2 separate regions of the Homo sapiens genome follow, and region 1 is linked to region 2. The links are chromatin loops, found by intact Hi-C in ENCODE. Cell type or tissue: Calu3. All regions are shown on one strand. Links, peaks and the distances in the headings refer to the core of each region. The heading gives the core; the rest is flanking DNA.

Region 1 (5,383 bases), core at 162-5,161, 89 kb before region 2:
TATCTAAAGGATCAAATAGGACATCCACAAGAGATCAAAGTTTTGTAACCATATGCCAGAGATTGGAAATTACCACTGTATTATAGATTTGGGATTATCTTGGAATTTTATGGCATTTCCTACCCATCTTTCTTCTCACTAAAGTTATCTGCAAAAATCCTTGGGGAAGGAGAAATTGGCATCTTAAGTTTAATTGCATACCTAGAGTCAAACAATAAGCAGGAGCAAGATATTTGGTCACATCACTATTGATATATAAAGAGCTTGATCGGCACCTTCTGTTTCAAAAATGTTGAAATTTACCACTATGAGGAAAAAGGATAAATACAAGTTTCTATATCACAGGATGTCTCAGAGCCTTTACCTGGCTATAGTACACCATAACTTTCCATGAGAAACATGTCTGTAATATTTCCTAAATATACTTGAAAATGGGACTCATATTTTCAAAATACCTTGTATGACTGGTGTTCCACAAAACATAAATTGGACTAATCTATGAGGTTTACAATACACGAGATCCGTCCTTCAATGACTGTACAAAATGCAACTCCACTTCTTTGTCAATCTGAACAACTTTAGAAAATGTGTGTAAGTAGAAATTTGCAATAACTTTCACCTCTACATTGAAAACAAAAAAACTCTTTACTCTTTTTACAGGCTGATATGTGACTTTTCTCCAAACACCCTTCAAAACCATCTCTCTGATCTGATTCTACACAGTAGTGTATGCCCAGCAGGCTTTCTTGCATCTGTGTTTCCAGAGAAGCCATGGTAGCCTATATGTACAGTTCTTTTAGATGATAATTAAGGATTAATTGGATTAATTAGAAAACATTTTTAGGACCAGCCACAGTGGCTCACACCTGTAATCCTAGCAATTTGAGAGGCCAAGGCAAGAGGATTACTTGAGCCCAGGAGTTAGAGACTAGCCTGGGCAATGTGGTGAGACCACATTATATGGTTAGGCTTTTTGTCCCCACCTAAATCTCATCCTGAATTGTAATCCTCATAATCCGCACATGTCAAGGGAGAGACTAGGTGGAGGTAATTGAATCACAGGGGCAGTTTCCTCCACGCTGTTCTCGTTTCGTGATAGTGAGTGAATTCTCACGAGATCTGATGGTTTCCCTCTTTCTTCAGCACTTCTGCTTCCTGCCGCCTTTTGAAGAAAGTGCCTTGCTTCTCCTTCACCTTCCACCATGTGTATTTCCTGAGGCCAACCCAGCCATGCTGAACTGTGAGTCAATTAAACCTCTTTCTTTTATAAATTACCCAGTCTCGGAAAGTTCTTTATAGCAATACGAAAACGGACTAATATACCTTGTCTCTACAAAAATAAAAAAAACTTAGCCAGTTGTGGTGGTGCACACCAGTGGTCACAGATACTCAGGAGGCTGAGACAGGAGGATCATTTGAGCTTGGGAAGTCAAGACTGCAGTGAGCCGTGATTACACCACTGCATTCCAGAGATAGAGGGAGACAGTGCCTCAAAAAAGAAAAAAAGAAAGAAAGAAAGAAAAGAAAACATTTTAAGACACCAAGATCTAGACCTTGTATATCATGCTCAAACATGGTATATTTCAGGGTAAATGATAACAGCAAATAGAGATAAAATCCTGATGGCCTCACTAATGAGAGTTCCTTGATTTCATGTTTTGTGTTACTTTTGTAACCACCTTGCTCTTCATCATGTCCAAGTCTGTTTTTGTTGAAGAATTAACATCAAAGCAAAATATGTGACAAGGTTCTTACTTTTAACAACTTTCTTAATTAAACTCATCAAGTTCCTTCTTTTCCTCAAGTTGAAAATTTATGTCCTCACCCAAAGGTACCATATGCCCCTGAGTTTTAGGATGCTCAAACCATATACCCTGCTGCTTATTGTTTTAAAAACTAAACACATTCACACCCGAAATAACTACAAAGCCTGTCTCCAAGCCACACACCAATCAGACAATGCCTGTTTGAATTCACCACTAATTGATTGCATGCACTAGACACATGGAAAAAAGTACGTTGCTGCAGTGTTTCCTAATGACTTCCAGAACTGAACTCTTCAGAACGTCGTGAATCACAGCAAGCATGTGTCTAGGTTGCAATTGGGAGATTGTTTAATTATTTACTTTTAATATAGGCTCTTTGCAAAGGAATGTTTTCTGAGATCTTTGTTACTCAAAGTGCTGCCCTAAGACCAGCAGCATCAGCGTTCTGCGGAGCTGTGGTAGAAATGCTAAACTAAACTCCACCCAAACCTCGTGAGTCACAATTGCCAGTTCGGCAAGGAGCTCAGGTGATTCTTATTCACATTAAAGTTGAAGAAGCCCTGAAACCTGGGAGACTTTTGGTCAAATTTCCCTTTCTAGGCTTGAAGCCCATTCACATTTATTGTACAGTAAATGATTTTTTTCCTTTCCTACAAACATAAAAATATATTGTTAACAAATCATGGTATTGTATTAATAATACAAGGAATATGAGAGATTTTCCCATGATGAATATTGGATGTTGCAACAAGCAGAGAATGTAATGATTGCAAAGTTCCCTTAGGAAATCTTTCTTATTTAACAGTGTGCTTGTTTACTTCAATGTGGCCACTAAGTTGTAGAGGTGTCTGTTGACCTCACGTCATGCAAAGTCATGAGTCAATGATTGGCTTTCATAGAAGTCAATCATTTATGTTTCAGAGAGGTAATAAAAAAAAGGCCTAAACAGGCCGGGCGTGGTGGCTCACGCCTGTAATCCTAGCACTTTGGGAGGCCAAGGAGGGCGGATCACGAGGTCAGGAGATCGAGACCATCCTGGCTAACACGGTGAAACCCCATCTCTACTGAACGTACAAAAAATTAGCCGGGCGTGGTGGCGGGCGCCTGTAGTCCCAGCTACTCAGGAGGCTGAGGCAGGAGAATGGCATGAGCCCAGGAGGCGGAGCTTGCAGTGAGCCAAGATTGTGCCACTGCACTCCAGCCTGGGCAACGGTGCAAGACTCCGTCTCAAAAAAAAAAAAATGGCCTAAACAAAACCCCCACATTTTAAACAGCTTCCATTGTATCTGCCTCCCTGTAAAATAGCTTGAATTTGGGGGAAAAGATTATTTTAAGTCAGGGGCTGAACCGATGTGGGTAATACCTAAGTGATGTTTAACACTCTGAAGATCGAGAATGACAGCATTGTAGAATAATGTACTGATCTCCATCTTTGGTGTGATAGTTCTGCTTTACTGTTTATATTTGTAAGTCCTGGAATTTGGCCTAGACTAGAAGAGTCATCCACTGATTGGATAACACAAAAAGCTGAAAGGAACAAGGTGTAATGCTCAAGAAAAGCCTTCGATTGTTAACAACTTCAGATTTTGTTCAGTTTTTTTTAATCCCCTTCAAATTAGTCACCTGAAGAGGCCCACACTTTTTTGTTCCTGCAGTGTTGTTATCAGAAACATTCTTTTCTAACTTATCTTTTAAAACTTGGGCCAGGTGCGGTGGCTTATGCTTATAAACCCAGTGCTTTGGGAGGCTAAGGCAGGAAGATCACTTAAGGCCTGGAGTCCAAGACATGCCTGGACAACAGAGCAAGACTTGTCTCTGAAAAAAAAAAGAAAGAAAGAAAACTGCCCTCAAAATGATCTCATGAGACTCACAGGGAAATGATATGACTGGTTATTAAATTTTGAACTTTGTTATCACACCTTATCACCCACACTTAGCTCTTAGTGATCTTGAACTATTTCTCTGTAATTTAGAAACCAGCCCTAAAATAAAGCTTGCACCACTTGGTTGTTTAAAAGCTTGTCCCCAGCTTTGTTATTCCAATAGAGGAATTCCATAGCAGCTTTGGCCAGCAGCAAAATAAGAACAGCTTCCTCATTCTCAGTTTCTCTTTGTGGAGATAGAAAATACTCAGATTAAGATGTTCAAGTGTGTGGTAATTCTGGTAAGTTTTGGCAAAAACTATCAATTCAGTCTACAGTCATGTCTTATCATGTATAGTATTCATCTAATTTTGTATATGATGAATTACGTAACTGGTGAATTGTCAAAAGTTTTCTCCATCTCTGAAAAAGCCGTAATTCCCACTCCTCTGCCCTAGCTCCCTATAAAGTAAAACCAGAAAAGGAGTCAGTGAGCTGTCACAGAGAGGTCCACTATATGAATAAAGGGGTGTGTGTGTGGTGTGTATGTGTGTGTGTGTGTGGTGTAGGTATGTTTCTAAATGCACACTCATAACCATACCACACCACTTTGTCTAGTTTTCCTGTGCTTGCAAGTCAATTGTGATATTCTCAATGTCTGTTTCAATGATGGCTCAGTGAAGAGTCTTCATCCATTTCTTATCTCTGAATCTTCTCAGGATATGGGCTGGACTGTCACAGAGTGTGCGGGCTGGTGCCCATAAGAGGCTATCTCTGAGGTTCTGTGTCAAGAGTCTGCCAACCCTCTTTCCCACTTTTCCCAGTATCCATTTTCCCTATTTTCCTCAATATCAGAAATATGCTTATCTGATTATATAGCCATTATACAGCCACCCACACACCCCAGGAAAAAACGGGGAGGAAGTGCTAGATTTTCCCAGCCTTTCTTGCAGCTAACTGAGTCATGCAGCTGATTTCTGGTCAATACCCCAGTGGCAGAAGTTGTGTGTACATCTTCCAGAAAGCATCCTTAAAGGCCAGCAGCTTATCCTCATAGACCTCTCTTTTCCTTTTTACTGACTGGAATATAAATTTAATAGCTGGAGCTCCAGCAGCTACTTTGAACCATAAGAATCATTACAAACAAAAGTCACAAATGGGAGAAAAAGACTTTATTCTAAAAAATAAATGGGAGAGAAGGAACTTTAATACCATGGCCTGCCATACCAGCCCCAGACTACAGAACTTGATATGGCAAAGAAAGAAACTTTGAACTTAAGTTGCTACTATTATTTTAGGTTATTGTATTACTTATGGCTAAACCTAATAGAAGCTGACAAAACCTCTTGTGTGTGATATTGGGCTCCTCAATCAGGGTAGGGATGTCTTTCTCCTAGTTTCTCTAAATAGCGGCTAGTTCATTAATTATTAGCTAGGCCACTTTAATTGACAATTTATCAAGAATTGTCTTCAGTATTTCTTGTTGTCATTGTCATTTTAAATTCATATTTAAAGCACTAATTTCAGTTCAACTTCTGTGTACTTTCATTTATTAAACCTTGCTTTTTCAACTAAATTGGAAGCTTCTTCCATTGTTGACTCACATCCAGGGATTCCAGATATTTAAGCCTCAGTGATAACTCAGGGAGACATTTAGCACCTCGTGTTGAAATTTGAAATGCATTTGTGTTTTTTAGAGATAGGCTGTACATTTGTATACAGAGTTACTAAAAAGTAAGTTAGCATGTGGTTTAA
Region 2 (5,383 bases), core at 219-5,218:
ATACAAAATATTATGGATTTTTTAAAAATTTAATTGTGTTAACGTTAGACATTCTACTTGGCTGTAACATACAGACAACACTGTGCTGGATAAAATTGTGAGATTTGTCTTTATTCAACAAATATTTATTGAAGATCTACTTTGGGCTAAATCCTGGGGTTATGACAGCTAAGAATTCAATAGCAGACAAGATTAATGTTATTTTTGCTTATATGGTACTTACGTCTAGAACAGGGTTGGCAAACATTTTCTGTAAAGGGGAAGATAGTAAATATTTTAGGCTTTGCAGGTCATACAGTCTTTATCACAACTTCTCAACTTTGCCTTTATAATAGGAAAGCAGCCATGGGTAATACATAAAGAATTAGGCATAGCTGTGATGCAATAATACTTTATTTAAAAACACAAGAAGTGGGCCAGATTTGGCCCATGGGCTATTCTTTGCCAACCCTTGCTCTATAAGGAGACACCTTTAAGTTTAGAGAAGAGGAATCACAGAAGGCTATGAAGGGCAACATGCCTAAATTTGTGAGTTCTTGGAAGGCCTTCTAGGTCTAGTGATCACTACGTTAAGACCTCCTGTGTTGGTAAAAGTCAATCCAGGGAAGTGGACTGGGGAAGAATATTTTAAGGATTAGGAATGGCATGTGTCACTATTTGAAGATAAATCACAGTTGGGGAATGGAAAGAAATTCTGGATCACTGGCTTGGGGGTGGCAAAGGTAAGGTGAGGCTCGAGTCTGAAGCCAATTAAAAGGTTTGAGCAAAATAATCGGAGATCAGACACGTACTTCAAAGAGATCACTTTGGCGCTTATATAGCAAATCTGTTCAGGATCTTTCTAGGAACCTCATTCCCTCCATATCCAAATGGCAGCAGAAAATGCTTTACTGCTCTTTCCTTTTACTCCTTCCTCCCTGGGAGCAAAGGTGCTCCCAGAAGCAGCTAAACACAGTTCATGGGAATCTCTTCCCTCAAACATCTATATTTTCATAGGAATTGAAGCCATGGTTTAGTGGGTGAAGGTCTGATGGTGGTATTTTAGGCAGCAGTCCTTGCAAGATAAAGAATTTCGTTGAGGGAGGAGATGAGAGAATTAGAGCAACAGCCCCCGTGAAATCATACCACCCAGTCATTTTTTCACCAAAGCATAAGAATCTGCATATGAGTTCCTTTTGGGTTAAGTTTTCTGATCAAATTATTCAGTTGGACAATTAGCAATAAAGAGATTTTACTTTAATGGTGGGACCAAGGTTAATATCACCAGTAATAGGGCAGACCGATACTGTGAGCTCCACGATAGGATGCACTGAGAAGCATACAACATCATTACTATGATATTCTTACCAAAGATGCATGACCTCATTCTAATCATGAGAAAATATCAGACAAACCCGGATTGAGGAACATTCTACAAATTAAACAGCACGTCTCCAGAGTGTCAAGGTCATGACAGACAGAGAAAGGCCGAGGAACTGTCACTGATTAGAGAAGATCAAGCAGAACTGACAATTAAAAGCAATGTGGTATCCTGGACTGGATCCTGGGATAGAAAAAAAAGACATTAGTGTAAAAACTGGTGAAATCTAAGTCAAGTGTGGTGGCTGTCCCTGTAGTCCCCGCTACTCAAAAGGCTGGCATAGGAGGATGGCTTGAGGCCAGGGGTTTGAGACCAGCCTGGGCAACATAGTGACTTTTCTATAAACAAACAAACAAACAAATAAATAAATAAAACTGGTGAAATCTAAATAAAGTCTGTAGGTTAGTTAATAGTATTGTGCCAATGCAATTATCTTGGTTTTAATAATTATGTTATGGTTATGTAACATGTTAACATCAAGGGAAGCTGTGTGAGAGGTATGCAGGAATTCTGTGCTACTTTTGCAACTTTTTGTAGTCTCAAATTAGATTAAAATAAAGTTTTTTCATAAAAAGAAGTGAATAAACTTCTTATTCAAATAATCTTGTTATATTCTGCCATTCTAGACAGGAAAGACTGTTAATAAGTGTTTCCTTGTCAAGTTATTAATTTCTCCACTAAAAATGAATGATGATTGCCAAGTTGCTTTTAGATTGTTTCAGGTCTCAAAGTGCTAAAAGTCATCATATGAAAAAAACCAGAGAATCATATTACTTAATTAGTCACTCATATGGAATCTGCCCTTCCTTCTGACAACACTCTGCAGAAGCTTCCCCATCGAACACCACTTCTACCTTTCTCTTCCTCTGGCCTTGGGCCAGTGCTTAGTCGCTGCTATTAAAAAAAAAAAAAAAAAAAAAAAAGGGGGTTCCTTGCTATCTTGTAGGGTTTGTGGAGTATTAGAGAGGGTCTGGCACATTTTTTGGCAGTATTGTAAAGTAGAGAGCCCTGGATAGGGAGTCAGGAAATTGGAATTCTTGTCTTAGCTCTTGAGCCTTGTAGTCTTGGGTAAATCATTGACCCTCAGTAAAATCAGATATTTTCAGGCAAGATCTAGATAAGTGAGTCTCATTCTTGGCTGGGTATTGGAATCATCCAGGAAGCATTTTTTTTTTATGCTGGTGCCTGGGACCCAGTTAAACCCTGATTTAACTGTTTTGAGGTACAGCCGAGGCATCTGGAGTTTTTTTAAGTTTCCAGGATTGGTATTAACAGGTAGCCAGGATTGAGAACCACTTATCCAGATGATCTCTAAATTCTAACCTAGGGTTTACCAGTAATTATTGTTCAAGCAAGATGAGTCAACAGAACTAGGTCTTGAAAAGTATTATATCTAAAGGAATTCTGGCTGTGGGAAGATAAAACTACAGTTAAGAAGCACTTTTCCATGATTTTTCAAGACTGTTGTTTGTGCCTGTCTGATGCATTATCATCTTAACTAATGATTTACACCATGAGTTGCAGTATTTAGCTTGTGGCATATGCCGTAAGGAAGATTAAAACAACAACACCTTTATACGGATGCCTCAGAACAGGGGTGTGAATGTCCTACCCTCAACCCGTCAGTTACCTTGTCCTCTTTCTGTAGTCTTCCAGGCTTCCTCCAGCTCTACGGTCCACAACACTATCTACACCTACCAGAAATCTACACTTACAATAAAGCAAAACAGCTGACACTGGTGACGTGTGTCTATTTAGGTAGGCTGAGGGAGAAAGAGGAAGAAAATTGCACTGTTTAAAGTAGCAGTCCCCAACTTTTTTGGCACCAGGGACTGATTTTCTGGAAGCCAATTTTTTCCATGGACTGGGAAGTGGGGCTGGCGGGGGTGGTTTCAGGATGAAACTGTTCCACCAGAGATCATTAGGTATTAGATTCTTATAAGGAGCACACAACCTAGATCCCTCGCACTCACAGTTTACAATAGGGTTTGTGATCCTATTAGAATCCAATGCTGCCACTGATCTGATGGGAGGTGGAACTCAGGTGGTAATGCTTGCTCGCCTGCCGCTCATCTTCCGCTGTGCGGCCCAGTTCCTAACAGGCCACAGACCAGTATTGGTTAGGGTTGGGGACCCATGGTTTAAAGGATAGCAAGAACTGAAAGCCAGGGTAGCAAACCCAAATGCTTCTGGGAGGACAGACCACAGGGGAGCTAGAGGGCCGTGGAACTAGAGAGCTCATGACTCTCCTAAGGACCACTTCTCCTCTGCTCCAGGCAGTTGTGGCCAGGGAGTATGTTGGCCCAGCAGTGCCAGAACTTTAGATCTTTAAGAAAATTGAGAAATCCATAATTGATTTGTAAATGCTGAAAGCCTTTATTGTTATTATTATTATTTTAGAGATTGAGTGTTGCTCTGTCACCCAGGTTGGAGTGCAGTGGAACGATCATAGCTCACTGTAACCTGAAACCTCTAGACTCAAGTGATCCTCCTGCCTCAGCTTCACAAGTAGCTGGGACTACAGGCTTGTGCCACCACACATGGCTAGTTTTTAAATTTTTTTGTAGAGATGAGGTCTTACTACATATCCCAGGCTGGTCTCGAATTCCTGGTCTCAAGTGATCCTCCCACATCAGCCTCCCAAAGTGCTGAGATTACAGGCATGAATGACGGAGCCCAGCCAAAAACCAATTTTTTAAATAAATATAAACACTGTGTAGGCCAAATGAAACAATTATGCAAGCCAGATCCTGCCAGTTTGCAATCTCTTTTTTAAAGGTTAAAAACTGTGATAGTAGAGTTGCTGGCAAAATTCTTACTGGTGAAGGAGGTATTTTGTTTCATTTGGGAGATGGTGATCTTATGGGAGAGTCTCAGTTGTCCTAAGACACACTGGACCCTCCCAGTACAGTCTTACGGGAAGGGAGGATATTAGTGCCTGGTGGGATGGAGTCTGTGTAAACTACTGAAGTTCCAGACGGTGACATGGTGAGAGCAATTGGGAAAAACACAGCACAGTGTCCAAGCTCAGGGGTGGCTTAGGCAATTATCAAAGGCCAGGGCAGCCCATTTGGCAAGTAGGAGCTTGAGAGTCAAAGAGCCCAGAGGGCAGGGGACAGACAGCCTTGAGTTAGGTGACTCTGAGATGTTGTCAGTGCTCTTAGAACAAGACGCCTTCCAGTGGATGGTGATATGGTGGAAAATTCTAGCAACTCAGGAAAGGAGGGAGGAAGAGAAGAGGAAAGGTGTTCTGACCCCAGCCAAATGGGCTAGGATTCAAGGAAGGGCTCAAGTCCCAGAAGAGGGGATCAGATAGGGTATAGGATGGATGGGAGCAATATGTCAACACTGACACCGAAGGAAGCACAATGCAGGCTTTCAGTTTGCCTGATGGCAACAAAGGCAGTTGGACTGCCCTGGCTCACCAGGAATCAAATCTGTCAGGAAAGATTCTTAATGACAATCCCTACCAGTTGGGAGACTAGGATGGTAAGTTATTTTGGCCCAGCATGAGGGGTGAATTTGGGTGTACAGCTGCAGCTCATTCACCCATTTAGCTGTGGGGAGCTGAGAATGAACAAGGCAGATAAAATGGAGCAAGTCCTAGTTCTCCTGAAATGATCTCAGATGGACAGGTGCCTACTCTGCTTGTGTTTGAAACACTGAGGGAAAAAAATCAGAACCTTCCTGTCATCCACAGTGCCAGCTCTATCCTAGGTCACTGTGCACCTTCAACTTTAAAAATCTATAGTCCTGCCATGGTGGCTTATGCCTATAATCCAAGCACTTTGGGAGGCCAAGGCAAGAGGATTACTTGAGACCAGGAGTTTGAGACCAGCTTGGGCAACATAGTGAGACCTGTCTCTACAAAAAAATTAAAAATTTGCTGGGTGTAGTAACTGTGGTCCCAGTTACATGGAAAACTGAAGCACGAGATTCACCTGAGTCCGGGAGGTTGAGCTGCAGTGAGCCATGGTTGTGTCATTGCACTCCAGCCTTGACAACAGAGTGAGACTCTGTCTC

The links. A loop is a pair of places that touch in the nucleus more often than their neighbours do. Peaks named below come from ENCODE experiments on the same cell type or tissue, not always from the same donor. Only the 100,000 strongest peaks of a DNase experiment are listed, where the experiment ranks them.
Region 1: it touches region 2 in a loop (5-fold over the local background); 3 of 110 quality-filtered maps call a loop at or near these places.

The regions. Positions count from the first base shown.
Region 1 is chr18:55,010,084-55,015,466 of GRCh38, forward strand. No RefSeq gene overlaps it. Among named protein-coding and RNA genes, the nearest start is that of CCDC68, 53 kb to the left of the region's middle. In Calu3, for the core only: no CTCF peak of the experiment used is centred there; a DNase peak (open chromatin) is centred at 2,258.
Region 2 is chr18:55,098,859-55,104,241 of GRCh38, forward strand. No RefSeq gene overlaps it. Among named protein-coding and RNA genes, the nearest start is that of LINC03035, 16 kb to the left of the region's middle. In Calu3, for the core only: no CTCF peak of the experiment used is centred there; DNase peaks (open chromatin) are centred at 2,233 and 2,543.